Linked DNA regions of Homo sapiens: regions 1, 3 and 4 are each linked to region 2. The links are chromatin loops, found by intact Hi-C in ENCODE. Cell type or tissue: endothelial cell of umbilical vein. All regions are shown on one strand. Region 1 overlaps LINC01619 (long intergenic non-protein coding RNA 1619). Region 2 overlaps LOC105369896 (a long non-coding RNA gene). Region 3 overlaps LOC105369905 (a long non-coding RNA gene). Region 4 has its middle 63 kb from the start of BTG1-DT.

Region 1 (8,000 bases), 610 kb after region 2:
ATTGCAGAGAGCAGCAGGCCAGTGTTGTCTTTGTTTCTCTTTCCTGAGGCTTCCTAGAAGTCATCACAATCTCCAATTTATCCAGGCTGAGCTCACTTTCTCCTTGTGTCTCCTTTGAGTTAGGCATGGAAATAGCTAAAGGAGAACAAAGAGGAAAAATATATGGGCTTGTTCAGTGGAGAAACAGCCTTGAAGAACTTCCCACTAACTAGTTCCAGATGTCTCTTTGCACCTGAACAAGTCTACGTCTCATCCTACAAAACAAAGTCACACCCAGCTGAAATCTCTCTCTCCCTCCTTCCCACCCCCCCTTTCTCTCTCTCTCTCTCTCCTCTCCAGCCTCCACCTTTTCTCTCTCTGCTGTGTGAGTATCCCATACCCCAGAGGCATAGCTCAAGCACAACTTGCCCTATGAGGCCTTCCTCTACCCTCTTCCACCTTCTCCCACCCCGCAAGAGAACAAGTTAATCATGGTATTTTGTACATAGCTGTATTATAGCCTTTTATGTTCTGCATCATATGCCTTTCTTGCCAACCAGATTGTGAATCCAAGAAAGTAGGTAAATGCCTTTGTATCATGTTATTCATCTTTGGGAAGGCAATTTAACAAAGTGATTAAGAGAATGGGTTTTGCATCAAACAGATCTGAATGCGGATCCTAGCTCTAACATTAACTAGCTGCGTGCCCTTGAGTTTTCTGGAACTCGGTTTACTAATGTCTAAAATGGGGCTATTTCATAAAGTTTTTTAAGTGACTAAATGCATTAAAATATATGTATATAAAATATTTAGCATAATGTTGATATGCAATATGTTCTTGATAAATGGTAGCTATTATTATAATAAATTATAATTAACTTGGTATTCTCAGCCTCTCATAATAAATTATCAATAAATACATATTGAAGGATAAGATAAAAGAACAAATGAAATACACATACTGTATATACATATGCATATATACACATACCGTATATACATACACATACATACACATGACAGTGCATATACATAATCATCCTTCTGTGACAAATTGCATTGCTCTCTGCTTATCTGAGCTCTCAAAATGCAATTGGTAGACCTGCAGAGGGTATATGAGAGAAGGGAAGAAACTGATCACAAAAGAGTTTGCAGGGAATGTTCTTGGTAGCAGTTGTACTCTAAGCAATGACCTCACGAAGCACATAGGTTTCCCTCTGTGAGTGCCAAATTTGCCAGCCTCCTTCTGACACCTGGACAAAAACACAAAAACATCATTCAACCCTTGGATGATGATGTTGATAATGATGATAATGATGACGATGATAGCTAACATTTACTGACCAACTTCTATGTGTCAATCCCTCTCTACTCTCCCACTGTAGCCCTGGGTTAGGTAACATTGTTTAAATTTTACAAATAATGCAAATGTGCCCTCAAGAAATTAAGAAATTATTTTAGTTTATTCTGAAAATAGGTGGATGTTTCAGGACCCAAACCACCACATGAAGGTAGCAAGAGCAGCGTGCTTCTCATCCATGACCAGGCAGGCTAGCAAAGGGAAAAGCAGAGGTGATCAGGTCTATGTCCGCTTGCTGGAATTAGTCATGGCAGAATTCAGGAAGCAAGGAGCCGTGGCCTTTGACTTGCACTTCCTTCTCCCAATAGTCTTTTTTTTTTTGCACAAGTCATTATAAATCGCCTGGTCTCATACCATGAATGACTGTAAAATCCTGGAAATGTCTGGATTCAGACTTGGCATTTTCCCCCCTAAGACACCAAAGGGGTTAATCTCTGGCCAGTAATCAAAGTCTGGCAGCTTCTACTCCACACATAATGGGCATTGTTGTTCCTAAGAGTTTGTCTGTTTTTTCTGGCGGCTTTACTGTTTGGAACCAATTCTAAAACAGAAAAGGAAAGAGTCAATCTGCATTTTTTATGCACACATGCAACAAAACATAAGGCTGGTCATAGAACTGTTGTTTTGCTAGATTTCCAGGAAAGTTGTTGGCTTACTATTGAGAGAAGATGACTTATTGACTAAAATACATCTACCTCAAAAGGGAATTCATTTATATATGTAAGTGAGACACACATAATATCCTAAGGTGCTGCCTTCTCTCAGATATGAAGCAACACATTACAACTGTATTAGCTGATAAGTGAACTGTGGCTGGCCCACCCATCTGCATAGAAAATCCATTTGTGTGACGTTATTAATGTGCATGCTCATCAACCTTCCCAGGTCAATTGCAATCTCAGGACATGTTTGTCACTCCCACCTGATGGGCCCCCAGATGTTTCCATCTGAAGCCACGTGAATATGTCTTACTAAGTCACCAATACAACAAAATCCCATTACAAAACACCCGACTCTATTCCAGTGGAAAAGGCCAGGTTTTCTTTTTCTTAAATTTCCAATCAGTCACAAATCAACACTTTTGTATAAACCAAAATCATGCACTTAGATGTCAAAATAATGCACTTAGAAGTCACTAGCATTCTTAAATTGTTATATAAGTTTCTAAATAATTATTCACAGTTTCTGTACTCACCTTGTCATGAACCAATAACAAGCAGTTTGCAGATCAAACTCATCCATGGACCACACTTTGCTAGACCACTTTCTAGATGAAGGTTTCCAAACTTTTTCTATCAAGGATGAGAGGGCAAATATTTTAGGATTTGCAAGGCATGACTCAATTCTGTTGTTGTAATGTAAAAGCAGCCAGAGACAATAAGAAAATTAATACACTGTGTTCAGTAAAACTTTATTTATAAAAGCAGACCACAGGAGAGATTTGGCCCACCAGCTATAGTTCACCAACCCTTGGATGATGATGTTGATAATGATGATGATGATGATGATGATGATAGCTAATATTTACTGACCAACTTCGATGTGTCAGTGCCTCTCTATTCTCCCATTATAGCCCTGGGTAAGGTAACATTGTTTTAATTTTACAAATAATGAAAATGTGACATCAAGAAACTAAGAAATTATTTTAGTTCATTCTGAAAATAGGTGGATGTTTCAGGACCCAAACCACCGTCCCTAGGCTCACACTATACTACATATATAATGATTGAGACATCTTTTTCACAATTAATAAAAAAATTTAAAAATACTAGTATAATCTTGGTCATTTTCTTCCCTTTATCTCCCCACCCATCATCCACCTCAACAGTACCAAGCTCTTAGTGAACGATCATTCCAAAGAGTCTGTATATAGAGCAAGAGCCAGACATGAATACAGTCTGAAACAAACACACTCATTCAAACATACATTTATTCATTCAATAAATATGTATTGGGTGCTTACTCTGTATCAGGCATGAGTCCAAGGAATGGGGCTATAGTAGTGAGCAAAACACACAAGATCCTGTCCTTAAAAAGCTTACATTCTAGTATGGGGAAGTAGACAATCAGCAAATAAATATATTATGTTGGGTATTAAGATTCAGGGTTCAAAGAAAAATAAAGCAGAGTAAATAAGAGAATAGAGAGTGACAAAGTGCTTTTTTTTTAATCTAACTCTTTTATTATCTCTTCTTCACCAACTAAGATATGTACACTCCCAGCAGAGCTGTACTTTCAAATGTATCTACTAGGTATAAGCGCACATTTATAAGATGTTTTTGTACCATATTTGTACCAGTTATATTCTGCATAATTGTATAGAAAAAGACACTGAGAAAGAAACTATTTCATTAATTCATGCTGCAAATATTTATTGAGCACCTACGCTGGGCCGGGTGATATTTTTAAAACAGGGAATCCAACAGTGAGCCAAACGGACAAAGATGCTTGCTCTCATGGACTTCCATCATGGCCAGGAGAGTGGGAAAATAAACAAAAAACATAATAAACACATGTTAGAAGGTGATATGTAAAATGGAGAAAAGAAACGCACAGCAAGATAAGGAGATCAGGAGTACAGAGGAGAAACCAACAGGTTATAATTTAAAATAGTTGAACAACTTTCTCTTGATCAGGTAGTATGCAACTAAAATAACCCCCATTTGAAAATCAAGCCCTGGTTTTTAGTTCATTCATTCCTACAGTCAATGTGTCATCAACTAAAAGAAAACACAGGATGTTTTGCGTTGAATGTTCTATTTAAGTCCATAGAAAGAAATGTTATTCTTTCTAAGTCATTTTTGCCCTTTCCTTTCCCTTGCTTCAGAAAAAAATATTAGGGAGCTGGCAGCTGAAACAATGTAGGGATGGGAGAGGGGAAAGGAAGGAAAAACTAAAGGCCAACATTCATGCCGGTTGACTGTTTTAACAAGGATGTAGCTGTGATCCAGCCCTCCTGGATCCCAGTACAGCCTTGCTAGGAAGCCCACAAAAGCAGTGAGGACAGACAGTGAGCATTTTCCATTAAGTGTGGCATTCACTTTTTTCAAAAAGTTATGAGATGTTAATATAGATTTGAATTTTAATCAGATTTAATATGGGAACAGAGTATTTTTCTGCAAATGTGAAATTTTTCTAGGCTTTTGGGAAAATGTCATCCATATAAAGGCTAACTACTGTTTTACCTATAAAACTGCCATTCTTCATTGGTTTTTCAGGAAAGAAAAAGTACGATGATACAATGAAATATTATTGCAAAGATTTCTTATTTCTTGTGAACATTAATGGTTTCTGAGGGTATTTTAAAAATCAAACTAAGAACGCTTGTAAGCTTAAGGCAAGGATTACAGAATTTCAGTTAATAAATCAAGAAAACAGACATAACAAATCTATTTCTTGATAATAATAGTAATAATTTAAGAGCTCTCAACAAATTCTTTAAAATATCATGTAGACTTAGTGCTAGAAATGCCAATAGCAGTAATTCTGCCTCAAACCAAAAGGGGTTCAAAGTCAGGACTGCATGTCCAGAAAAAAATATACTTAGTGGCTACCACTCTCTGCTGCCAGCAATGTAATACTATTATCTCAGATGTATTGTGTTAGCAGCTACTGTATATCAAGCATTTTTCTGAATCCTTTTACAGACTGTAAAATAAATACTTTAGCAAACCCTTACCATAGCCATGTGAGGGAGACATTGTTCCCATTTAACAGATGACAACATTGGCTTAGAAATGTGACATAACTACCCAAGGGCATACAACAACTAACACTGGAATCTAATCCACATGTGTCTGATTCTGAAAGCAGCACCTTGGCCCATATTTTCTCCCTTCTTTTTTTTCCTCTGCATTACTTTTTCCCCACATACTCTTCCAAAAATATGTACTTATTTTACTATTTTTACAAAATTTTTGGAATATAATTTTTACATATTTACTACATCTAGTTGATTGACCAATCAGTGTATTCTGTAAACCTCAGGAAAGAAGTCCTCTGGGTTGTTACAGGGCAGGCTGGATCCTGGGAGTCACTATTATCTCTCTTAGATAAATCAAGCTGTTTTCTACATGACTAGTTTATCTAACAATTCATTGGTCAGACATCAGATAGGAACTCTCCCCCATCCTCAATCCGCTTCCTACCCACCCTCAACCCCAAGAATTCTCTAAAGGCCACTAAAAATCAAAAAAACAACATCAGAATTAGCATTTGCTGGAAATTAGGAAAATAGTGACAGAATTCCCTAAACCTCCTTTTTTTCAAGTCTGACTTTTGTATTCCTTAGAGAAAACAAAGGCAAAACCCCTTAAAATTGTGTTTGGGGGATGGACCTTTCCTGCAAGCTTGATATTTTCCATCTGTGCATATATTTGGATGTCTAAGCATGTGTTTATAACATATAATCCCATTATTAAATATACAGAATAATAAGAAAATATATTGGAGAGAGGGAAAACTATTTACTCAAAGGATTTTTTTACATTAAAATAGAAATCTCTACTGCATTCTTTTGCAAAATAAATTGCTAGGAACTGTGAGATGCCCATTTTTCTTTCTAACTCAGACCAGACAGGCAGACTGAGAAACTAAGCAACCTATGGCAAAGGCAGAAGGAAGGTGTGCAATGAGGGAATGGGGCAGCTCAGCTGGTATGCTAATGAGCTCTCCTCAAAACCATTGGCCCAAAATGTCTTAAATGGACTTCCATTTATAAAAATTAAATGTACCCATTTTTAAACTCACATATATAACCTATAGAAAGATCTGCCTAGGTAGTAAACTTGAATATGTGTATCAATGAATGAGAACATTGGTCTATGGATGTCAAGTCTGGTATGTATCAGAAGCGCTTGGAGTGGTTTTTAACTTAGGTAATTTGGGCACCACAGCTGACAATTCTGATTTAGTGGATCTGGGAGGAATTCAGGCATGGGCATCTTAACAAGTCCTTCCGAATCCACCCACATCCAACCACCATGTACATATATACACGTGATTCTGAAACACACCTAATTCTAGGCTATTTAATGGAAAATGGTCGATAGTTCCTCTATGTTGAGGGAGACAAGGTAGACATTCCACAGGACACCCTGGAGGAAAGGAATCATTCCTGACTTGTCCAAGATGTTAACTAAAAGGTATATGCAATCTTTATAAGGAGAAACTGATGCCCACAGCTCCTTAACTAATGCATTTGGTTTATAGAGCGTATTTTATTTAAAATTTTAAAGGCTACTGAAATTCCTCTCTCGAAACTCTCCCTCACTTACATAACCTTAGCCCTATTCTTACATTACCTAGCCCATTCTCTTTACTTCTATTATTGCAGTTTCTGACACATAATTTCAAATGAAGATCGATAGATGCTTCTAAGGGAAAAAATGAAAAACATTAGCTTTTCTCAATGCTCATTAAATTCATATGCGCTCTCTTGGTCAGCTGGGGCTGCCATAACAAAATACCATTGACTGGGTGGCTTGAACAGCAGACATTCATTTCTCATGGTTCTTGAGGTTGAGAAATCCAAAATCAAGATACTGGCCAATTTGGTTCCTCGGTGAGGGCTCTCTTCCTGTCTTGCGGTCAGTCATCTTCCCACCGTATCTTCACATAGTCAGAGGTCTGGAGGCAGGGCACAGGGGAGAGAGAAGGAGAGAGCGAGCACTCTGATGTTTTTTTCCTCTACTTATAAGGACACTAATTCCACCATGAGAGCTCCACCCTCAAGGCTCCTAAATCTAATTACCTAAAGGCTTGCATATCCAAATATCATTACACTGGGAATTAGGGCTTCAACATATAAATTTCAGAAGGACACAAACGGTCTATAACATGTACAAGGATAAACATTATATTCTTCAGAGAAGAGGCCATAAGCACCAGCCAACACATTGATATGCCAGGCCATTGTTCCCCCTCAAATGAGTCATTCCCAGTGAGAAAATTAACTTATTTAAAAGAATGTGAATCAATCTTATTTTCAAAAGAAAAATGCCAATGTCAGTTTCCACTATATCAGTAATCATGTATTTGTAGAAACAGAATGCTAACAAAGAATAAAATTCAAAAATCCAGCACTCAAGTTACCAACTTGGTGACAGTTGCCTAGTTAGTGACATCAACTGTTCAAAGGGAAGCAGGGAAAAATGACTAAAGTTATTCAACCATCTCTTAAATCTGTAATTCTGTCTATGAATTAGCCACTCTACTTCATGCTTCATTGCATATTTTTTGGAGATAGCTAATTTTTCTGATTTAATTTATTTCTCTGAGTTTAGTTACTTTTCAGAACATATTTTATAGAAGTACTATAAAGGCTAGTAAACTTAAAAGATGTTTCCATTTATACATGCCAAGGGTAGAACAGTTTTCTTCTCCCCCTATATTTCCATTAGTTAATACTTTAAAAAGCCCGTGAAATAGCATCTATTCTGTCATTTTATTATCTGCTTGCTCCCCTCCAGCCATCATGGGAAAGATTTTAAGTACAGACATGCTATCAGATCTTTACTTCTGGAAATAAGGAGTTTCTGCAGTGAATAACAGTTACATTCTAATTATATTAATTCAGGCTGCAATTTCTTTGAAATATAAAGGACCTGCTGTCAGGGTGGTGTGGACAATGGAGGCTGAACATGTCAATGACATGACAAAT
Region 2 (8,000 bases):
TTCATTTGTAAGCTTCATGGTAGCCTGTACACTAAAAATTACAAATATCACTTGTCCTTGCACAAAGTTACCCTCTAATTTAAATATTTTCCCTCAAACTTCCCCTTATTCTGACTTGGGATATCCTCATGTCATTAAAGATTTTGATTTCCTAAAAGGTCCTCAAAATTTTGTAGAAAAGCACTTTATTCATTACTAACCTAGTATATACACATATGATTCTAATTTTCTTCCCATGTTTTAAGGCTTTTATAGTAATATTACACAAATGGTCTGCCTAACAGCCAATCATTTCCAAGATAAAAATGGGCCAAGAGACAAATGACAGGCAATTATTAAGCCTTTTAAGGAGAAACTGTTAAGCCTAGAAGAATATTGATACAAACTGACTTTCTGCACAGTGGACTCAACAAAGCTAACATAATTCACACCAGAGATTCTCTATGGGACCATAAATTAATCAGATTGAAAAGATGGCAACCCAGAAACACAATAAATTGTTCTATGGCATAGTAAGGCACCCTCCACATTCTTATTTTCAATGGCACAATAAGACACATACACACACACCTGACAAAGAATGAATAATTTTGGAAAAAGCTGCCATGTTTTCAGTTTAATCTAAAGACAGAGAGAGAAAGAGGAGGAGGAGGAGGATCCTATATTCACTCCTAACTGCAAGTTTGGAAGAGGTATGAGGAATTTGGGAGTGAGGCAAAGAGGCCACAATGTAAGGGAGAATTGAAATACAACTCGAAAGCCTGGCATCCATGAGGTGAGAGGAGAGCAGGAGATGCCAGAGTTACCCATTACTGACTTGGCTTACTTTACAGAACACAGGAAACTGTTGCTTCTAAGAAAATATCTATTTCATCATAAAAGAATTACAGCTCTTTTGTACATATGAATTTAGCCTGTTTTAATTTTGCCTGGCATTTTGGCTTTGCAAATCTTTAGGTATGAGTGCTAAAGTGTTATTCCAACCATTTCACTCTTTCCCAGTGAATGTTAGAACAATCACCTTTCGGTTAATAAACATGCAGTTTTTTACAACTACTATCACAAGTAACAGTTTAGTGTGTAGAAAGAATCAATGGTAAATTTTGGTGTTTCCAGTAGCTCAATATCTCATTTATCCTTTAGGTATCTGGCAAGCTGTCTTTCCCTTTTCTGGTCACCACTCCTCTGGGGATGTAGCCAAGTACAAAATTGCACATTTCTCCTCCCACAAGTGTCTCAGCTCCCACAGAAAACAAAATCTACATCAAGCATGTTTAAGATGATCTACATGTGAAGTAGAAAGGTTAACACACAAGAGGAGTAACAGACTCATTTATTTATTTATTTTTACCTTCAAGGAGTTTAAATACAAACACAGAGAGAAAACTGAAAATAAGCATGATTCTAGAATTTGTATTATTGTTATATATATATTTTTTAAGTAGATAAGCATAAAACTAAGGAATTGCTCAGATGACCAAGTCTGGAGCAAAAACATCTGACACAGGAAAGTGAGAAAATAAAATGGGGGCCTTGAGTAGAAAAATTTCAATGGGTTAATTTCTGCTGGCGTTCAACATGTTATGCCATAGCAAACAAATAAGAATCATGCTGGGTCTCAATTTATCAGATTCCTTTAATTTACTAAGACTGCATATTAAACTAAATTGTTAGCAGCTGGTTGACTACCTCAACCTAACTCAACTCCTGGGAGCAATTACAGAGCTTCTCAAAATCTGTCCCTGTGTGCATCAAATTGATGTTGGAAAGAAAAAGATACCTCTTTCTAAAGTACTTTATTTCAGCCTTTCAAATTCACCTTCTGAAACCTAGGTGACATTCCTTCTAAACACTGTATACGGTATTGCTTAAGACAAGGAAAGTTTTCCCCCAAAACTATTTGTGCTCCCTTCACTCTGGTAGAATTTTTGGTAAGTTCTTTGGCCTATGCCCACCATATACTAGGCCGCCCTTGCTCACAGAAGGCCACAGCAAACCCCTTCTGCAAGCCCACGATGGAATCGTAAATCTTTACAACTTATTGAAGTCTTCCAGATTTTTAAATATGCCCATGATCCAGACTTTTTGCTTGCATGTTTAAATGGTTGCCTGATGGCTTGCAACAAGAAGTAGAAAGGCATTTTTCTTAAAATAAGCAAACAACCATGGCAAATGAGGTCATATTCCCAAGCTTGAATAATAAATATTGCTAAAATCTACAACCTGAAACATATTTTAAGAATTAGACATAGATTTGGGTTTTTTCTTTCTTTTTCAGGAAGGGGTCTCCCTTGCTGCCAATAAAAATTGCTTTGTGTTGTAAAATTTGGGTTCAGCTTGTCTCCTCCTTATATAAGCCCAGTTGAATAGACTGCTGAGGGAAAATCAAAGTTTAAGAGCCTGGCTTTTCCCGTTTGGCAACTTTCATTTCCTGATAATATCGGATAATTAACAAATTGTGTGTTTTAATGCCCTGTCTCTTGAAGCGCATTTGGGAAAAATACTTCTTGTGCCCTCTGAGTAATGGCTTAAATGGAAGAACATGCTCAAAAGAATGCTTTTTCTCAATGCATGAAACACACTCAGCATTTATTATTTTAATTGCTACACATCATGTGTATACTCGTTCGTGTAATTATATACATATTTAAAGGGCAAGAGGAAAAGATTATTTTAGGACTCTATAATTCATTATGAGCAAGGCATTGAAAATTTCTAACTCAAGATGAAAATTCATAAAAATTCTTTGGCAAAAACACCTTAGTATTCTCAATACGGTAACTGACTTTTTTTTTTTTGCGTTATGAAATAACTAGATACTACCGTGCGTTGCTTTTGGATAAAAGGGGAATGCTGTTTCTTAGCCTTTCTGTCTCTTTACTAAATGGATAATTCAGGACTGGGAAATGCAGCTCTAAGTTTGTTGTTTACGAAAAACACATGCTAATGTAACAGCGTATGAGGAATTAAAGAGAAAATGTCAAACGCGCCTTGACATCCAAAATGCATTTAGCTGTTGGCTTTTACTACAGGGCCTTTCACTCTCCAGCCGACCCCCTCCAAGACCAAGTGTTTTTGCGTGTTGGGCTAAAAATAGCCAGCCAAGCCTAACAACTAGCTTCTGATTGGCTCAGAGCAAAGGCCACTCAGCCAATAAGAGCTTCTGGGAACAAAAGCAATTCTTTTGTGTGAGATACTCAACCCACGTCAAAACAGCTTCAGGCTGTAGAAATGATTTTGGTTGAGCTTTAACAAGGTAATAATGCATTTCAGCCCTCTGAAAGGTTTGAAGCGGAACAAAGGGAGTAGTGAAATCTACAAAACAAATGGAGCGCTCAAGGCTTTCATGGGATGAATCATCCGGGTGCCTGAGCTACAAACAGTTGCAAGCTCAGAAAAGAAAAAGCGCTAGGATTTTCTTTCTTTCTTCCTGAGATTTTAACTTATTTTTCAAGCGAAAAACAAAACAAAACAAAAACAAAAAACTAACGAAAAGCCATCAAAGGCGTTGTATCTTGACTATGCCCAAATTTGTTATTATGCTTATTTGATGATGAATAAAAAGCAATTCTTCCACGGTTCCCTTAAATCTCACAAAGAGAAAACAAATGTATGTGTAGTAGATAGTAGGTAGTAAAGCTCCCGAAACTTTGGGCTTTCGTTTTTGGGCACCAAAAGCAGCCCATGTTTTCAGAGTAAAGGCAGGTCTTGATTAATGCTGTGATAGTTCTCAAGGTAAGCAAATTACAGCAGCACTTGATTGGAGAAAAGCATTGAAGTTTTGGAGGTTTTGGCCACTTTCAAGGCATTGTGCCTCTAGGGGTCGCTGTTGGACAGCGGACGAACCTCTTCAGGGCATCCTTCCCCCTTTAATAGTCACTAAAAGAAGAAGCTTAGTAGGCGCCTTTCAGGTAGAACAAAAGGGAGTGGGGAGTCAGTGTTTGAGACCCTTGAGCATGGTTTATGGTCATCACTATGGGACAAAGCATCCCATAACAATGCAGATTACTTTATATGGAAATGAAATGCCATAAAGGACAAAATGTTGCTACAGTAACCACTGAAAATGTTACATAACACATAGGAGCTCATAGGCCATTTCATGGCCTTAAACTGGCTTTATTGTATGGAAAATAATTAAAAGATGATGTGGTGCTTTATAGGCTTCCTTTTTAGGAAACAGAAGGACCCACACTTTAACCTCTCACATAGGAAACCTGTATAGGTTACCAAGTCCTGAAGTTGGCAGAGAAATACAGGTCACAAACAGACTGTTCCCATGTTCTCCTCCCAGAAAACTATGGATTCAATGTAACTTTTTCCCTTGAATATAGCTTTTATGATAAACAATTAGTAAATGAATCCTTAATTAAGCTTTATTCCTGGTGTGGCACAACAAGACCTAAGAAAATCAAACATCTCAGTAAAACTGAAACATATTTTTATTATCTGATTGGTTATAATCAAGAAGCAATATTTCTGTAACAGTTACCTGTCTAAGGAAATGCATAATCTGTCATAAAATATTGCATTCATCAATTATTGGCCCCAGCTGCATTTATGAGCCTATAATCTTTTGCCATAAAACATGGATGTTGGGGAGAGGGGCTGTAGAGAGGAGTATCATATTCATTAACCAATACTACAGAAACTAAAAGTGGTAGTAGACCCTTTTTTTTCTATTGCATTCAGTTTATAATAGTTTCCTTTGACAATAATAATTATAATAATAAAAGAAAAAGAAAAATCCACCTAGGAATTGTATTCCTAAACAACGAAATCTCCAGATGACTACGGATATGTAGTTTTCAACATGCAATATCTGGAAAGAATGTGGGTTCTGTTTCTTTGCAGTAATTCTGTGTGTTTTATAGTCTTTGCTTTATCATCCTGGCCTAGAGCCAGTTAAAGAAATTCATCACCAAATGTGCAACAACCCATGAGAGGGAGTCCAGCATTGAGTTTGGAAATAGAATGAGGTGATTGTAGAGGAAGAGGCCGAGGCTGTCAGTGATGTATTTCCCTATCTCCCTGAGCCTGTCAGCTATTGAGTTGCTCAAGTCCCAGCCCTGACACCTAGCTGCCCCTGTGCCACCATCAGGATGCCCAGTGAGAGAAGAAGAGATGGGGAAATGGAAAGAAATCATCCTGTCCCACCTGCCCATGCAGTAAAGAAGACAAGGAAGAATTTGTAGAAGCCAGGGGTGGAGAGTCTTCCCCCAGAGGAGAGAGGCTCATTGGTCATAGGCCCTAGGGCAGTGGAACCACAGCCCTGGTCCTCAGATGAATGTGGGAGAAGGCAGGATGACTCCAGAGTTGAATATTAGATGTCAGGAGCCCGCAGAAGTGAGAGATGGCTACCAGGAGATGGGACCACAGCTGGGTTCGTTCCAAACATGACCAAAGATTCCCACCTGAGACTGGTACACAAGCACTTGAGAACTGCCAGATGTCAAGGGGATCTTCTGGATAGTGAAAAAATCAGAAGTGACCATGTTAGCCAGAACATCAGCTTCTTCCCTATTTTCATGAAGATTTAAGGCTCCCAGTCTCTGGTGCTATTTTGAAAAGGCTAGAGGAATTCTTGGCAATATGGTAGAATTGAGTCTTGGAGTTAAAACTACGTTAGATTAAGATAAATAATACAAAAGCCATTTCTAACATATCTGAGATTTGCATTATACAAAAGACCATAGTTTATATTTTCTAACAACTGTGTTATTTATCACTGCATTCGTTCCTCAGTACAATCCTATAATGGAATTAGGACAGGTGTCCTGATCCATTTATGCCTAGTGTTCCATTATTGGAACGCTAAGCATCTGGGAGTTATTTATATCCTGCTGCTCAAGGTCATCACCAAGATCTGATTGCAAAAATTCAAAAAATTGCAGCTTCAGGCACAAATGGGTTAATTAGCATTAACAAAGCAAGCCCTTCTGACTTTTATGTTATTCTTCACAAAACTCTCTGGGATTTGTCATTATTATATTAAGTAAACATTTTGAAGTTTTGTAAACACTAAGTTGAGGGACTTGGCAAAGATCATTCAGGCTCTGTCTTCTGTGCTGAAACAAAATTGATAATTGAGATACTTTTCTGAGTAATTTTATTATGAAATCCTCCTCTTATCAGAAATACCTGCATCATGTTTCATTGCTAATTTTGGAAACAGAACAACAGACCTTTGAGAGAGCACTGGCTTGGAAACTAGATTTTGAGATTAACTGTTATGTAAGGACTTAGGATTTTGCTAGTTACAGGTGCCAGGGAGAAATTGGTCATAGCTAGGAAGCTAAAAAATGGAAGCCAAGCTATATAAAAGACAAGATCCCGTAGCCATGCACTAGGTAAAGGGTATGGTCATGAGGACTGGAAGCCCAGTAATTCCAAAATTAGGTGGAAGTGATTTTACAAAAAAGTCTATAATTGTGACGGTATGGATAGACAAGAAATCAAGAATCCTGAGTAGCACAGCTAGAACTGGAAATGGTAAGTAGCAAATTTATAAAGTCTAGAAAGTTAGCAGCAAATCTTGGTTATGAATGGCCTAAGTCATATGAAATCCAGATCCTCACAAAGGGAACTGAAGCACCAAAATGGAGGAGGAGTCAATATTGAGGAAATAACTACTTCCTAGGAACCTAGTGTAGAAGTGCAAACAGCTGTGGATTCTCAGTTCTAGATCAGGAATCATAAGTGAGGGGCACTCCTACCATTGTCCTTTCATTCACATTTGTCAGCCACCAGGCATCACCAGTGAAACACAGCACCCTTTTCTGTGACATCTGGAAGCGGCCTTAATATCTTTCTCAATACAGTGACCCAAGAAACCACAGGAAATCAATTGGAATTACAGTTTTGGGTGTATATTAAGCAAACAACTTAATGTAGCCTATAGGAGAATTAGAGTCACAGTTCTATAGAGTAGGGTGACTATACGTCGCACATGTCCCAGAATGTTTTTTGTTTACATCTCTTGTTACAACATAATTAATAGCACCCCATTCACTCTCAAAGGTGTCCCAAGTATGGACTATAAATTATATTGTCCTTCTGTTTATGGGGAAAATAGTCAGACATCCAAGCCCTACTTCTGACTGACCATGTAATCTTAAGGCTATGTAAAACCACTGAATCAAGTTACTGAAGAAAACAGATACCCTGTATATTTGGTACCATGGAGATCACATTTGTTTTATGCATATGCATGATCTGTTTATGGATTATGGGTCTCAAATTCCCTTCTAAGAGAAATGAATACCTACATTCAAAACTAAAAGGGAGTGATCAGTGACATAAAAAATACTCAATGTGTTTTGTGATCCTTGAGATCAGAGGCTATGAAATGAAGTAAAGAATATTTTACTTAATATTGTTATATACATTGCAAGAAACATTACTTCAAGTTTGCTAATGTATTTGTTCTCTCAACAAACAATTACAGAATGCCTGTGATAAAAGAGCAAATGTGTGGGATAGGTACTGCCATTCCCAGTTTCCTACTCCCATAGCCGACATCGCTAATTGATCATGGAACTCTTTCCCTCTCAGAACAGGCTACACATCAGAATCCTTCTCCACAAGTCTTCTTGGCACCCACACCATTAAACAGAACTTATACTTGAGTTGAGCTCAAGTTTCTGTCCATCCCCAGCCCTGCCCTTCTGTCAGGTCCTGTACTAAATGGTAGAAGTACTGAAAAGCAATCAAATTATGATTGCTTTTGAGAGGCCTCTGGTCTACTGGAGGAGACAGACAAGCACATGCTTCATTGCAGGGATAGGACTAGGGGATGCTTGTGCACCAGGTGCCAGTATCATCGTTGTCTGCTGATGATGGACCTATATGCAAAACACTAGAAGGATTTTAGGTGAGCCTTTGTGCAGTCTAATGAAAGCTTGACAGATAAAAGATACTTACGTTGGAATTTGAAGAGCAGTTAAGGATCAGATCAAGAAGTAAGAGAGTCCAAAACAGAAGAAACAGCATACGCACAA
Region 3 (8,000 bases), 1.2 Mb after region 2:
CCATGGCACCCCCTACTGGCCTTCTCATGGATGGTCTATTGATGGGTCTCACTACCCTGTCCAGACCTGCCCCCATTGCTGAACCAGTCATGTCTCCACAGGAAAACAGCAGCCTCTGACCTTCCATTTCTTAGAGGTTTCATGAACTGGACTGCCAAGCAACATTTGGATTTTCAGTACTAGGGACAACTCATAGGTACCTGCTTAGATTCTGAGTTGGCTCCATCTAATGAGATCCTGAGGACACATCAGGGCCCAAGAGGAGCTGATTCACTGGAAGTTCAGGGCACTCTGGTTTTTCCAAGCAGGCTAGGACAGCATGGAAGTTTAAACTCTCAGTACAGTGAAGCATGAGCCAGAGATGGAGTGCCTACTCTCTTTGATTTGAGTGAAACATTTACTTATGAGAAGTAGATTCAGCATCTGAGTCACCAGACACTGAAATATTACAGCAAAGATCTTTACGTGTTTCCTACCTCATCACTACATACCCACTCATCTGAGATGTGTGATGCTTGACACGGACAGAACTCAAACTGTCTTTTACTACCTATGAAGGAAGAAATGATGATAGATCATAATTGAAACAACCTACTGAGGAGAGGAAGCTGTTTTCAAGCACCTTCAAGAACTTTAAAAGGGCTCGTTTTATCAACAATGTTAATTAAAAATCATTCTTATTAAAGCAATTCCTCTAATTTTCTCTACCAGATAAAATTGTATTAGGCCACTTTCAGTGACAAGATATGCTTGACAGAAGAAAAAAGTGTTAAAATGTTTTACGAATGAGATTTTAACTCTTCAGAATAAGTTTTACATGCATTGATTTTTTTTTTAAGTAAAGTGTTACATATTCTAACACAATTTCACCCCACCCACCCCCTTAAAGTCAATGAGGATATTTATCTCCTCTCAATATAAGGTTGTTTTGTTTTGTTGTTTTGGGGGTTGGGTTTTTTTGTAAAAACTTTTGGATATTTTTCCAAAACTAATGCCAAACATTTCTTCATTATATCCTAAAAGAATCACTTTCATCAAAGTAAATGTTCATGATAAATGTTATTAAGTATAACCAGAATAATAACTAAAAATAGCTCAAATTGTCTAGCTACATTTTGTCAACAATCTTGCTCTAGCCAAGTTCCCCATTCATTGCACAATCTATATTTTGGGAAGGACAGAACATAATTGCTTCCAAACAAAATTTCAAGCCTGTGTACATTTCCTTCCCACCATCAGTTTCAGTTAAATGAATTAATCTTTGAAAAGGGGGAAATGCAGAAAGCAGGACTTCTCCCAAAAACACATTTAATGTGTATTTTATCAAGGGCTTTAATTATAAAGTTGTAATGGGTGATTTTTGTTATAATCATCACTGGAGAGATTTCAGTGTTTTAGAGCAGAGATCCCCAACTCCTGGGCCACAGACCAGTACCAGTCTATGGCCTGTTAGGAACTGGGCTGCACAGCAGGAGGTGAGCAGCAGGTGATCAAGTGAAGCTTCATCTGTATTTACAGTTGCTCCTCATCGCTTGCATTACTGCCTGAGCTTTGTCTCCTGTTAGATCAGCAACGGCAATGAGTGGCAGCATTAGATTCTCACGGGAGCACATACCCCATTGTGAACTGCCCACATGCAAGGGATCTAGGTTGCACACTCCTTATGAGAATCTAATGCCTGATGATCTGTCACTGACTCCCATTACCCCCACATGGGGCCATCTAGTTGCAGGAAAATGAGCTCAGGGCTCCCACTGATTCTACATTATGGTGAGTTGTATAGTTATTTCATTAAATGTAATAATAATAGAAATAAAGTACACCATAAATGTATTGTGCTTCAATCATCCCAGAACCATCCCCTGCTCTCCTGGTCTGTGGAAAAATTGTCTTCCACTAAACCAGTCCCTAGTTCCACAAAGGTTGGGGTTTGCTGTTTTACGATGTTACTTTCATCTTTCGCCTTAGCATACCTTGTTCAGACAAGCAGCAAACAGCAAATGCTAACCTGATGAAAAGATACTTAATCGTACTAAGGCATAAAAGCAAACCCAAAAAATATTTCTAATATACTTGAGGCAATGCTACATAAAAATTTTTGTTAGCTTATTCAATTGCCTCTTCTAAAGTACAAGTATGTGAATTACTCAGCTAGGACACAAGGCACATTTTTTCTGAGTTGGCAAATCTTATTTTATGGACTATTCTAGTACCCTTTTAAAATTCATCAAATTTTAACATTCAAAGCATAGTATATGGATATTTAGGGAATATGAACAAGTATAAAATACAGTTCTTACTCTCAATCTGATTACATCCTATCATGGAAAATAATCTTCCTGTGGGTGCATTTTGTCTCAGCTGAAGCCAGACTTCTCCAATAATAAATCACCTACAATTCAGAGCCAACACTAGACATGTGAAGAATTAAAGGCCTGGCAAATAGAGGTGGCAGAGAGAGGAGTGGTAACAGTGATAGATCTGAACTTCTTACCAGATCCTGACTTGTTACCAGTGAAAAGGTCCTTGAAATGGAATCCTTAAAAGATAAGTCCATGTATCCCAGAACTTAAAGTAAAATTTTTTTAAAAAAAGTTAAAAAAAAGATATGTCCTACACAGTGATTTCTGTAATAAAGTACACTACATTTTACATAAAGTCTTATTTCTCACAACACTTTGGTGGAGCTCTTTGCAAACAAATTAACACATGAAAGAGGTCAGTAATTTGCTTGAGGTCATGTAGTTTATTGAGTGACAAGTTCAGCAATTAAGGAATTATACAAAACATGTATGAGTTTTTAATACTATTTTGGCTTAAATGTGATTATTTTTGCATCCTAGAGATATATATAGGCATGGGAAAAAAGCCATGTGTGTATCAATGTCATTATAGATCTTCTCTGGATAAGACTTGGAATGATATTTTCTTCTTGTTTATGTGTATTTATAATTTATAATGATTGCGTTTTGCTTATGTCATAAGAAATTTTAAGAATAAAATTAAATAGTAACAATTAATTCAGGTTGACTTATTTAATGGCTAAGTGAAGACAGTGGGTTTTATTCTACTGTTTTTAATAATAAAAATAGCCAACTGTTTGGGGGCATTTGTTTGGGGAAGAGCATTGTCCCAAGTTCTGTACCCACATTATCTTATTTAATCCATAGAGTTTTCTTACAATGTAGATGTTATTAGTTATCCTTCCTTTACAAACAGTAAAATCCAGGCACAGAAAGTTTCTGTAATTTGCCCTAGGTCACATAACTGCAGGTCACAAAACTCTAATCTGAAGCCAGTCTCCAGAGTTTAAACTCCTAACCACCAGGGTGGCAGCCTCTCCCATGAGACAGACGTTCTCGCTGGGAATAAAAAGCTCTTTCAAGAATGAAGGCTTTCTGGATTTTGAGGCTGATTGATATTTCCTCCACAATTGGGGTCAGTCTCAATTCAAGGCTAGACAGCTAGAGTCTTTCTTTCAACTCATGTCCCAAGCAGAAAAGTATAAAGCTATTTTAGAGGTCTCTTTAGCAGAAAGAGTGTTCTACTAGCCTTTAGTATTTCGTATATGTAAACACTTTGTTAAATACTTAACAGCATGCTAACTTTTATTTGGCTTTCATATAATCAAATATAAAACCCAAAGTCAAAACAATTCTGATTTAAATTGTTCTAAATCCCAAATTACAAATTTCTGAATTTCATGCTGAAACAGAATTTAGTGTACAGTTACACTAAGTTCTTGTATTTGAAACACTCATTTAAGTTACCTAAGTATCCAATAAGAGGATGCAAGACTAATCAACCAAAGAAAAGACTTAAATGGAGAAAATGTATTATTATCCCAGAAGAGAGAATTATGGAAGTTTAGATGTGCAATTCCATATGGGTTTTTAATAAATTATTGTAAGACATTAATCCTGAAATCTAAGAAATTACTCAAGAGACCTGTTCATCTACTTTTGACATCATATGTATAAAATATTTTTTTTCCAATTAACCTAACACTAACAGATTCTCAGGTTGTGCAGATAATATTCTTCTGAGATGTTGTTAGAAGGATTTCCTATATTGTAGAGGCAATGGTATATATGGTTATAGAATGAGCATTTATATATTTGTTTTACTTAACATACATTCAATTAAATAAATATCTCCTGAAGCTAATTGTTAGAAGATGGCAAAAAATTCTGCAGTATTCACCATCTAGTTCTCAAAACTAGGATGGAAATGTAGCTTGAGACAATTCTTTCCATGTGAGTGTTTTGTGAATAATCTCATAGATTTCCTAACAGCAATTTAAAATATTTCAAAGCTAGCTTATTAAGACAGACTTCCACTTTCCCTTGCATAGCCCTAATTTTATTAAGCTCTTCATTTCACATTTTTATCCCCCAGTGGGATACTTAGGCTGGTTTCTGTCCCACTCCACAGGAGGAATTGTTCATTTTATCTATCCTTTACTATTTGACAGCACTGTGGTACAATTCAAGCCCTAAGCATACATGCACATTAAAAATAATTATATACTGCCTATCACCCCCATAGTACTACTGTCTGGTGGTCCCATTAGATTGTTACTAGGGCTTCCTGTGTCACGGACTATATCGACTTCTTTGCTTCCTGCTGGAAAGATCTGAAAAAAACAAGTGACATTTTCCTCTCTTTTTCCTCTCCCCACTCTCAATCATCTTTCCTACACTTAGCTGAGTTCTTACTTCCTTTCCTTTCTTTAGGAGAAAAGGCAAAATGACTGTCACAGGCAAAAAAAAAAAAAAAAAAAATGTTCTTTCTTGCCCTTTCATCTCCAGGCAGATGAATCAATAAACCATGGAGACTAAAGTGCTCCATCTTCTGGTCAAGGATGCATGTTAACCCGCAGCTATTCCCGATTGTAAAAGGAAGCATTTTATCTCTGGGACAAGATCCCGAAGACAACTATTGATGAGTCTTCCAGTATCATCAAGAATAAAACATCCTTCTTCTAGTCTCCTAGGCTTACAAGACTGAAGTAATTTTCTTCCAATCTTCCTCTCTTATTTCCTTCGTTCACACCTGCCAATCTAAGGCTGATAATATTTCAAGCCTTGGTGTGGCATCAAAGCCGAGACTCCTCTCTGCCCCTTCATGTCTGGCACAAGTTACTTAACCTTTTTTACCCCCAATGCCTCATCTGTAACATAAATATAATAACGGTTTACAATTTGTAAAATACATAGAAAGCACCCAACAAATGTTAGCCACTCTGATTGTAACTATGGTCATTTTTTTTAATCTTTTTTTTTTTTTTTTTTTTTTTTTTTGAGATGGAGTCTCACTTCATCACCCAGGCTGGAGTGCAATGGCCTGATCTCAGCACATGGCAGCCTCTGCCTCCTGAGTTCAAGTGATTCTCATGCCTCAGCCTCCCAAGTAGCTGGAATTACAGGCATGTGCCACCACACCCAGCTAATTTTTATATTTTTTTTAGTAGAGACAGGGTTTCACTATATTGGCCAGGTTGATCTTGAACTCCTGATCAGTTCGAGGAGCTCCTCAGGTGATCTGCCCACCTCCGCCTCCCAAAGTGCTGGGATTACAGGTGTGAGCCACCACACCTGGCCCTAAAATCATTTTTAATTCAATTAAATACAAATTTTTTAATCCTTACTATGGCCAAGATGCTAAGCACTTTAGTAGGATTTTTTACGTAGCCTCTGCCCTCAAGAAACTAATAGTCTACTAGGAATGACAAATAATTACTTACTAATTTTAATGCAAGATTATGGTAGATGATGACAAAGTGAGCTACAAAGTCTTCCAGGACAGCACTTCTTAACCTGTAATATGCGTATTAATCACTTGGAGACCCTGTTAAGATGCAGATTTTTACCCCATAAGTGTGCAGTGGGACCTGGGATTCTGTATTTCTCATAAGCACCCGGGTGATGCTGATGCTGCTGGTCTGAGGTCTACCCTCTGAGTAACAAAATTCTATGACATTAAAAGAATGATAGAAACAGATCTTGTATTTTGCTGTTGTATATAAGCATATCTTTACTATTGTTTTAAAGGCTGTATCTGCTCTGATGGGCCATTATCCATGACAAACCTACTGTTAAATTTCTTGTTGAGTATTATTCCAAATATAAATATTTGTTTCAGTACTCTCTGAAGCTGTGGTGGACAGCATAGACGTCATATGATTTTAAAGCAAATGGATTGTGGAGTACGTGGTGTTTAAGAATGGCCTTGAAAGATGAGCGGGATTTTATCCATTTCCACTTGCTTGTCTAGTCTACTCTTTTGGGGACACCACTGTTACTGCGTACTTAAAGAATAAAGTGCCTCCCTATAACTTCCATCTAAAACAGTGTTTCTTTTAATCTTTGAGTACAGACAACTCCTTTGGAAAAATTATGTCTCATTGGTTGTTCCCATGTTCTTAGGCCTTCAATGTTGTCCTTTCTGGTTTTGAAATAAAATTAAATGATAAAAATGTGTAGGGGTCTCCACTGTCTTATAAGCAAAACCCAGCCCTTCCCAAGCTGAAGTTAGTCATTATGTGTGCTCTGCTGGCCAGACACCAACCCCTGAAGTGAATATCAGCCTATAATTGGGGGCTTTCACATGCAAATCTAGGTGCCCAGGTTGAAAAATCAGGAAATGCAGCCACCCAGGTACCAAATTCTTACTTGGTAGAAATCAGCTGGAGCAATATAGCCAAACAGCCTTTGGGTGGGGCACGGGCCCTCCAAGATTCCAGTTCCATGCAAATCTCCATAATCTCTTAGACCTGACCCACTTCATGCTCTTCCCTAACTCAGCAGCCTACATAAGCATTTGAGTTTATTATACTGTCTACCTAAAGGCCATGAGTCATTTTGTCTTGGAAAAAATATATATCCTTTGTCTTCAATCATATATAACATCGTGGTTTTTAGAATGCAAGGAGATAACCTTTTTCCCTGCAAATTAATATCATATCATAATCAGGTCACAGTTAAAGCTGGTATACATTAGCTTTCTTGGTTTGCAGTCTTTGCTTTTCTACATCATTTAAGTATTTGATTCCAGAAGTTCATTTCTTCCTTTTCCAACTGTGGAAGTAAAAGGAAATTTGAGTCAGGAGGAGAAAAAGAAAAAAAAACAAAGAATCAATACCTCATTTCATGAGTGAGACTTTGTAAGAGCTATGCTAGCAACTTTATGAACCAGTAGAGAATTCATGTGAAGAAAAAAAAAAAAAAGCAGAGAAAAGTGTGTGACTTTTCCCAACCTAGTTCTCCAAACCCAGGTTTTATTACCAACTCAGTAAAACCTGAATAAATCACTTAGGTTTCCCATGCCTCATCCATTCCTCATGAGCATTCACAAAATAAGAGAGAGAGAGAAAATAATAAATAGCTTTTGAGTCATTTTTAAAGACTTTTCAGTTTGCTAGTAGTAGATATAAATTTTTAAATTAAGGCCCCACTTATTCACTTAAAATATCATAGTTTAGCTTTTTTTCATTCATATTTAAAGGGAGTCAAAACTACCAAACATTGATACCAGGAAAAATGGGGAGGGGGGAGGGGATCTAATTGCCTTTCTTAAAATACAAAAAAAAAAAAATTCACTTTTTAAAAAGTTTGATAAATAGGTGATTATTCTCCAGTATAACTGTCAATCTGAAAGACCAGGAGGCTACTAGCAGAAGATAGGATTATTACAGGTTTCTGAAGATCCCTAAACATAGCTCCAAAATGAATATACCACTACCCCACTATATAACTTATCAACCGACATGGTGGGAGAATCTGGCTTGTTTTTAAGTTGGAAGGTAACATGTTACCTAGGCCCATAATGGGCAAATTTATAAATTCATGATGTTGCTCAAATGAGACAAGAGCACAAGAAATTGGAGTCTACAGCCCTCCGAATGTGCCTGGCTCTGCCCCACTTGCTGGGAATGACCACACAGGGCCTCCCTTGCCTTATCTGAAGGCCAGAGGTAATAAAAACTATGTCCCAACATA
Region 4 (8,000 bases), 830 kb after region 2:
GGTCGGCCCTTATTTGATTATTTCTAATACCCCAATATGCTTTCCATGAATACCCTTTTCTGCTAGCCCAAACTGTTTATATAATCTCTAATTAAATAATATGGAATATCAGAACAATGGTGATTAGTTTCTTAGGGCTACCATGGCAAATTACGGCAAACTTGCTGACTTAAAATCATAAATTTGTTCTCTTAAAAGTCCAGAAGCCAGAAGTTGAAAATCAAGGCTTTGGGAGAGTCACATTGTCTCCAAAGCCTTCAGGAAAGAATCCTTCCTTGCCACCTCTTGCTTCTGGTGGCTGGAGGCTTTCCTTGACTTGGGGCAGTATAACACCAATTTCTCTCATTGTCTGACATTGCCCTTTTCCCTGCCTCTCTGTATCTCTCACATCTTCTCTGTCTTTCTCTTATAAGGACATCAGTCACTGGATTTAGGCTGGACCCTAAATCCAGGATCGTCTCACCTGGAAATCCTTAACTATATCTGCAAAGACCCCTTTTCCAGATAAGTTCACATTTACAGGTCAGTTCCTGGTGGAAGCATCTTTTAAAGGGCCACTATTCAATGTACATTTGATTCTCATGCAGAAGTGATTTTGCCTTCTAGAGTTTATCCAGCTTGGAAACATTTTTGATTGTCACTATTTGGGTGGATGGTGGTAATGACATGTAGGGGACCAAGGTAGGGCTACTGCTCAGCATCTTACAATGCCACAGGACAGTCCCTCACAACAAAGGATTATCTGATTCATGATGTCACTGGTGGTTGAGAAACTCTGCTTTAGACATATGACTATTGTAATATACAATCTCGCTAATGCACTGTTCACAGCTAATACAAATGCAAACTAAATACTGAGACTGATCTTATAGAATTGACTATCACTTAGGGGAGTCATTATGACATAATTTAATAAATAACCCATTGAAATTAATAGAAGTGTCATGAAGCAGAATAATTACCTAATTATTTCACACTTGTAAAGTCTTATAGTCCCCCAAAAGCTTACACTGTTATTTCTGTAAGCTTAAAAGTCATATTTTTCACATTTTAATCTTTCTGAAATTTGAAATGAATATAACGTATACATTTAATGTGTACATTTGATGTGGCATTGATTCTTACTTTGCTTTAAAAACTGGCCCAGGCACGGTGACTCATGCCTGTAATCCCAACACTAACTTTTCTTTGTTTCTTGACCTTGAAATTCTTGAAGATTGTGTGCCAATTACTTTTTAGGGTTCCCTTCAGCTGGGGTTTGTCTGATGTCTCCTCATATTTAGTATAGGTTATGCATTTTGGCAGGAATGTCACTAAGTGGCATTGTGTTCTTGTTGCATCACCTCAAGAGGCATATGATGTCACTTTGTCCTTATGTTGGTGATATTAGCTTTGGTCAGTTACAGTGCTGTCTGCCAGGTTTATCTACTGAAGAGTTACTATATTTTACTTTGTAATCAATAATTAATTTGCAAGGAGATACTTTGAAACTATGTAAATATCCTGTTCCTCATTAAAATTTTACCACTAGTTTTAGCATCCATTGATGATTTCTAACTTTGTGGCCGCTTCTCTATATAGTAGTTGACACTGTGCTGTCAGGAAGAGCTGTCCTTTCTCCCTCATTTACTTACTCAACCCTTTGTTCATGGTATTATACAGTGGTGGATTCTCTGAATGTTTGCATTGGTCAAGATGATCCTAATGGACACTAAAGTTTGGAACCACCATTTGAATGAAGAAAGTGATGTCCAAAGAGGTCAATTAACTTATTCAAGGTCATCTAATTAGTGGAGGACTAAACCCCTCTCTCCAAAATTCATGTCTGTATGTTCTTCATGCAGTAATCCCCAGATCTGAAGAGTGGGCACCTATTGATTATCTAAATGTGAATCACCTGAGAAACTTGTTAAAATGCAGCTTCCAGGTCTCATCTCCAGAGATTCTGATTCAATGCCTCCGGTATAAGGCCTTGAGATTTGTATAGAAAAGGGAAACAACTCATAAAGCACTTTTTATCTACTTACCTCAGTACTTTTTAGAAGGTAAATATAAATTGTGATGTTATATCTTTGTTTTTAAGATAGCATGTATAATAAGCACTATCAATTTAATAAGTTATTTTTATATTTATTTGTTTGTTTGTTTATTTATTTATTTTGAGACATTGTCCCACTTTTTCACCCAGGCTAGAATGCAGTGGCACAATCATGGCTCACTGTAGCCTCAACCTCCAGGCTCAAGCAATCCTCCTGCCTCAGCCTCCAGAGTAGCTGCAACTACAGGCACCCTCCACCACACCTGGCTAATTTCTGTATTTTTTGTAGAGATGGGGTTTTGCCATGTTTTCCAGGCAGGTCTTCAACCCTGAGATCAAGCACTCCCAAAATGCTGGGATTTTTATAGGCATGAGCCACCACACCCAGCTTTATTTACTTTTTAACTTTTGTGGAAGGCAATCAACACAGTTACTATCAGAAGATGAGTTCATGCACCTAAAAGGAGGGACAGCAAAGGCATTAAATGCAGCTTTCAGGGAAGTCCTTTGTAAATGCCCTGGAGTAGAAGTCGCGTACTTTAATGTGCATAAAAATTACATTGAGACCTTGTTAAATGCAGATTCTGATTCAGCAAGTCTGGAATGAGTAAGAGTCTGCATTTCTAACAAGTTCCTAGGATCCTACTGTTCTGAGCATGACACTTTGAAAAGCAATGCTTAGGCGGGGCGTGGTGGCTCACGCCTGTAATCCTAGCACTCTGGGAGACAGAGGCAGGCAGATCACGAGGTCAGGAGATGGAGACCATCCTGGCTAACATGGCGAAACCCCGTCTCTACTAAAAATACAAAAAAATAGCCGGGCGTGGTGGCGGGCGCCTGTAGTCCCAGCTACTCGGAAGGCTGAGACAGGAGAATGGGGTGAACCCGGGAGGCGGAGCTTGCAGTGAGCCGAGACCGTGCCACTGCACTCCAGCCTGGGCGACAGAGCAAGACTCCGTCTCAAAAAAAAAAAAAAAAAAAAAAAAGAAAAGAAAAGAAAAGCAATGCTTAGTCAACAGCAGGCATCTTCAGACCTGCTGCCCATTTTTGTAAAGTTTTATTGGAACACCTAGTCGTGTCCGTTTGTTTACATGTTCTCTGTGGCAAAGTTGAGTAGTTGCAACAAAGGCTATTTAGTCCACACATCTTAAATGTTTATTAACTGACCCTTTTGTAGAAAAAGTCTGAAGACCTCTGGTCTAGAGTGATTACTATCACAGAAATCTGCAATCAGAATGTGTTAAGTTTGCGTTTGGACTTTGCCACATTTGTCTTTGTGCCTTGTCAGTCAGCTTCTCTGAATCACAGTTTCCTGTCTGTGGGGAGAGGATAAGAATAGCACATGCTTTATAGAGCTGTTGAAGGATTAAGCAAAACAATACCAGTAAGGAGCTTAGCACACAAATATAAGTGTGCTTCAGATACTTGGGGACCGTGTATAAAGTTTATATCCCAGCCGGGTGCAGTGGTTTATGCCCATAATCTCAGCACTTTGGGAGGTTGAGGTGGGAGGATTACTTGAGCCCAGGAGTTCGAGGTCAGCCTGGGCAACAAGATTCTGTCTCTACAAAATATAAAAAATTAACTGGGTGTCGTTGTGTGCACCTGTAGTCCCAGCTACTCGAGAGGCTGAGGTTGGGGGATCGCTTGTGCCTGGGAGTTTAAGGGTGCAGTGGGCCATGATCGCACCACTCACTATGGCATGGGCATGGGTGACAGCAAGACACTGTCTCAATAAATAAGTAAATAATACAAAATGCAATAAAAGCTGCCTAGAATGCATTTTTTTTTAAAGTCTGCATTCCTAGGCTTCACTTGTGAAGATTCAATTCAGGAGGTCTGGGGTGGGGCCTGAGAATCTGTTTTTGAAACATGTTTTCCAGAAGTTTTTTTTTTGTTTTGTTTTTTTGAGACAGGGTCTCACTGTGTCACCCAGGCTCAAGTGCAGTGAAGTGATCTTGGCTCACTGCAACCTCTGCCTCCTGGGCTCAAGCGATCCTCCCACCTCAGCCTCCTGAGTAGCTGGGTCTACAGGTAGGAGCCACCATGCCTGGCTAATTTTTGTACTTTTTGTAGAGATGGGATTTTGCCATGTTAGCCAGGCTAGTCTTGAACTCCTGGCCTCAAGTGATCCACCCACCTTGGCCTCCCAAAGTGCTGGGATTACAGGTGTGAGCCACTGCACCCGGCCAGAAACATGCTTCCCAGAGGATTCAGATGCAAGTGATCCACAGGGCCAAGTATTGAGGGAAATGTTTAGCAACTTCTCTTGTTCACTTCATGTTCACGCCCCCATCCCATTCTGCTTCCTTCCTTCCACCCTCTCTTCACTATCTGTATCATCCTCAGGAAGGGCTGCTGGGCCTTGCTGCTCTGCATTTCTCTGGCTCCAGGTGCTCCACTCAACCAGCCCTATGCCTAAATTTGTTCTCCAGCTTGTCCGCAGGACTCCAGTTTTAGACTTTGATCCTAAATTAACAATACCTCTGAGTGGACATATTACTTACTTCATGCTCAGAACTGCTTTTGAATGATTAGGTTTTCTCTCCTTTGCAGATCTGTTATTGCCCTCCCTTGATCCCATTTTAAAACAGTGTTCTGCAAGTCAACCTGGCTATGGCCTAAACTCATATTTCGGATGGAGTCCGACCATCATTTAGATGGTAGAAACTAGAATAGACCACTGAGTGTGGGTAAATGGTTTTTACTGCTATTGTCAGAGGATAGTTGATGGAGCAACTGATATCTGGTGCACAGGTGCTCTGAGAAGGTTATTATGGTTTCTGAACATGTGGCTCTTTCCTTTGAAAGTACTGTGCCCTAGAAATAGTAAGTTCAAAGTTTTTTGAAAACCAGTGTGATTCATATCCCGCCTCACAATATATAGTCACTAATATAACAGACGACTTTGCAAAAGATTTCTCAACTGCCTACTTACTCCCCCATGTGCCTACACACACATATACAACAGCAACAAACCCTTACTAATTTGAGTGAATTTTATTTCTGAAGAAAGAAAGCTATAAATGAGCCTGAGCAACATAGCAAGACTCTATCTCTGCAAAAAATACAAAAATGAGCTCTCCGTAGTGGTGTGCACCTATAGTCCCAGCTACTCAGAAGGCTGAGGCAGGGGGATCACTTGAGCCCAGGAGTTCATGGGTGCAGGGTGCAGTGAGCTATGATTGTATCACTGTACTCCAGCCTAGGTGACAAAGCAAGATCCTGCCTCAAAGAAATAAAAAAAATAAAGCTACAAAATAAATATTGAAAGCCTGAATATCACCAGTTTAAACCCCAGGATTTCTTAAGAATATTTTTTTGACCTGTCAAGAATTCAGTGGTGTCTAGTAATTTTCATTTTGTACCAGTAATTAGCTTAGTAGTTAACAAAACCAGACTCTGAATCTTTTCGAGTAGCCTCAAATTGCCCTTTGACACCTCAATTACTGGAGGAATAAAAGGTGTCATTTCTGAAGACGTGAAGAGTATTAGAGTTCATTTCTGATCTAATTAAAAGTCACATTTTAATATCTTTTTTACAGTTCAAAATTTCTAGTCTAGCGCTACCTATGACCCTTGATTAACACTATTCTCAGAGTGTGATTTTTTCCTCAATATAAGCAAGAAATATCTAGCTTGATGAGAGTCTAAGATATTTTGCAAATGCTTTTAGTTTTTTTTCTATGTAAGGTAAAGGAAAAAGAAGAGTCATATTTATCTAATTTTCTTTCTTTTTTGGTAGAGACAGGGTCTTGCCATGTTGCCCAGGCTGATCTGGAACTCCTGAACCCAAGTGATCTGCTTGCCTCGGCCTCCCAAAGTGCTGGGAGTACAGGCGTGAGCCACTGCATCTGGTCCAATATTTGGCTTATTTTATATCTAGTCCTACATACTGACATTTCTTTAGTTTAAGAAATTGAAGCCCTGACTATACATACAAACTATTTTGATTGAAATTCACTTAAGCCGAAATAGTTGCATTTGGTTGATTTTTATATTTTATTATTCCTTTTTGGCACAAAATGTAGTTGTTCAACTTTTTTATTTTTTTCACTTCTTAGCAGCATGTTGAATTTTAAGATACTCTCTTCCTTCGTTGCCTGTTTGTGCCCATTTTCTCACCTCATTCTATAGTTAGGGCATATTAATATATAGAAGCAGAGTTGTAACCATGAAAAGCTGAACGAATGGAGAGAGTTATGTCAAGCATGATAAGAACATGAAGAAGAAACTAGTCTTGTGCTATGGTTTTGATATTTGTCCTCTCTAAACCTCATGTTGAAATTTGATCACCAATGTTGGAGGTGGGGCCTAATGTAAGGTGTTTTGGTTATGCAGGTGGGTGCCCCACAAACAGATTAATGCTCTCCCTTCAGGAATGAGTGAGTTCTCACTCGATCAGTTTTCAAGAGAGCCAGATGTCTCAAAAGAGCCTGGGACCTTCCCCTGCTCCCCCTTACTTCCATTCTTACCATATGATCTCTGCACACACCAGCTCCCCTTCACTTCCCACCATGAGTGGAAGCAGCCTGAGGTCTTTACCAGATGCAGATGTTGGCACCATGCTTCTTGTATGGTCTGCAGGACCATAAGCCAATAAACCTCTTTTACTTATAAATTTCCCTGCGTCAGGTATTCTTTTATAGCAACACAAAACAAAGACATTTGTATTTGTGCATCATTTTTGGGAAGAATCATGAAAACCCAAATATGAATAAAATAGAAAAAAAAATCAACATTCTTTCTAATCTAAGAGAAAAGCTCGGTATCATAGCAATGATGCCATTTATTGATTACTTTTTGCCAGGCTATGTGCCAAACGATTCATTCATTTTTTTTATTCATTAAAAAAAAAAAAATTCATTGGCCAGGCACAATGGCTCACGCCTGTATCCCAGCACTTTGGGAGGCTGAGGCGGGAGGATCACTTGAGGCCAGAAGTTCAAGACCAGCCTGGGTGAAATAGCAAGATCCTCATCACTACAACAACAACAAAAAAATTAAATTAGCTGGGTGTGGTGGCATGTGCTTGTAGTCCTAGCTACTTGGGAGGCTGAGGTGGGATGATCACTTGGGCCTAGGGGTTTCATGTTACAATGAGCTATGATCACATCACTGCATTCAACATGGGTAACAGAGTGAAAGCCTGTCACTAAAAATAATTATTGAGCTCCTACTTCTTGCACTGTTTTTAGTCCCACACAGCTGAGGATAAAACATTTTTTATTCTTTTCTTAATTTATTTTTTATTTTTTATTCTCAGATGGTGTCTCACTCTTGTTGCTCAGGCTGGAGTGCAGTGGCACGGTCTCAGCTCACTGCAACCTCCGCCTCTGGGTTCCAGTGATTCTCGTGCCTTAGCCTCCCAAGTAGCTGGGATTACAGGCACCTGCCACCACTCTCAGCTAATTTTTATATCTTTTAGTAGGGACTGGGTTTTACCATGTTGACCAGGCTGGTCTCCAACTCCTGACCTCAGGTGATCTACCCACCTCAGCTTCCTAAAGTGCTGGGATTACAGGCGTGAGCCACTGCACCCGGCCACAGTATTTTTTCTGCCATGAGAGAAGGCATTCTAATCTTGGAAGAGAGACACTAAACAAAGAAACAAATACATACATTAAGCGTAATAATAAAAAGAATGGAGAGACAGGTGATTGAGGGTACCATTTTATATAGGCTATTCAAGGAAGACTTTAATAAGCTGGAGTTTGAACGTAGACCTGAAGGAGGTAAAAGAGTGAGCTCTGAGACTATCTAGGGGACAGAATGTTTCAGGCAAAAGGAAGAGTAAATGCAAAAGCTGTATGGCAGAATGTGATCAGCAGTTTTGAGGGACAGTGTGGCAATCAGTGTGACTGCAGTGGAGTGAGCAAGGGGGAAAATGCTAGGAAACAAACCAAGGAAGTGAGTGGGAGGTAGATCATATAAAGCTTCAAGATCATCATCAGAACTTTGG

The links. Hi-C counts contacts between places; a loop is a spot of excess contacts. Peaks named below come from ENCODE experiments on the same cell type or tissue, not always from the same donor. Only the 100,000 strongest peaks of a DNase experiment are listed, where the experiment ranks them.
Region 1: it touches region 2 in a loop (5-fold over the local background); 7 of 110 quality-filtered maps call a loop at or near these places.
Region 3: a loop joins it to region 2, with 8 times the contacts of the local background. A loop is called at or near these places in 20 of 110 quality-filtered maps.
Region 4: it touches region 2 in a loop (4-fold over the local background); 4 of 110 quality-filtered maps call a loop at or near these places.

What each region holds. Positions count from the first base shown.
Region 1 is chr12:91,986,563-91,994,562 of GRCh38, forward strand. It overlaps LINC01619 (long intergenic non-protein coding RNA 1619), which reads right to left. Exons shown (of 5, transcript NR_132341.1): 2 at 6,808-6,967; 3 at 2,535-2,631; 4 at 971-1,081; 5 at 1-135. Among named protein-coding and RNA genes, the nearest start is that of LINC02404, 120 kb to the left of the region's middle. In endothelial cell of umbilical vein, no CTCF peak of the experiment used is centred here; DNase peaks (open chromatin) are centred at 1,779, 4,129, 4,899 and 7,259; H3K27ac peaks cover 5,342 bases.
Region 2 is chr12:91,378,392-91,386,391 of GRCh38, forward strand. All of the region lies in intron 4 of LOC105369896 (a long non-coding RNA gene), which reads right to left. Among named protein-coding and RNA genes, the nearest start is that of LINC02823, 55 kb to the left of the region's middle. RefSeq lists enhancers at 2,501-3,334, 3,335-4,166. In endothelial cell of umbilical vein, a CTCF peak has its summit at 3,824 (motif pointing right); DNase peaks (open chromatin) are centred at 2,480, 3,140 and 3,820; H3K4me3 peaks cover 642 bases; H3K27ac peaks cover 861 bases.
Region 3 is chr12:92,603,821-92,611,820 of GRCh38, forward strand. The region is part of intron 1 of LOC105369905 (a long non-coding RNA gene); the gene reads left to right. The region is part of intron 1 of LOC124902983 (a long non-coding RNA gene); the gene reads right to left. Among named protein-coding and RNA genes, the nearest start is that of PLEKHG7, 95 kb to the right of the region's middle. In endothelial cell of umbilical vein, a CTCF peak has its summit at 4,848 (motif pointing left); a DNase peak (open chromatin) is centred at 4,841.
Region 4 is chr12:92,205,453-92,213,452 of GRCh38, forward strand. No RefSeq gene overlaps it. Among named protein-coding and RNA genes, the nearest start is that of BTG1-DT, 63 kb to the left of the region's middle. RefSeq lists an enhancer at 3,592-3,681. In endothelial cell of umbilical vein, no CTCF peak of the experiment used is centred here; a DNase peak (open chromatin) is centred at 3,309; H3K27ac peaks cover 927 bases.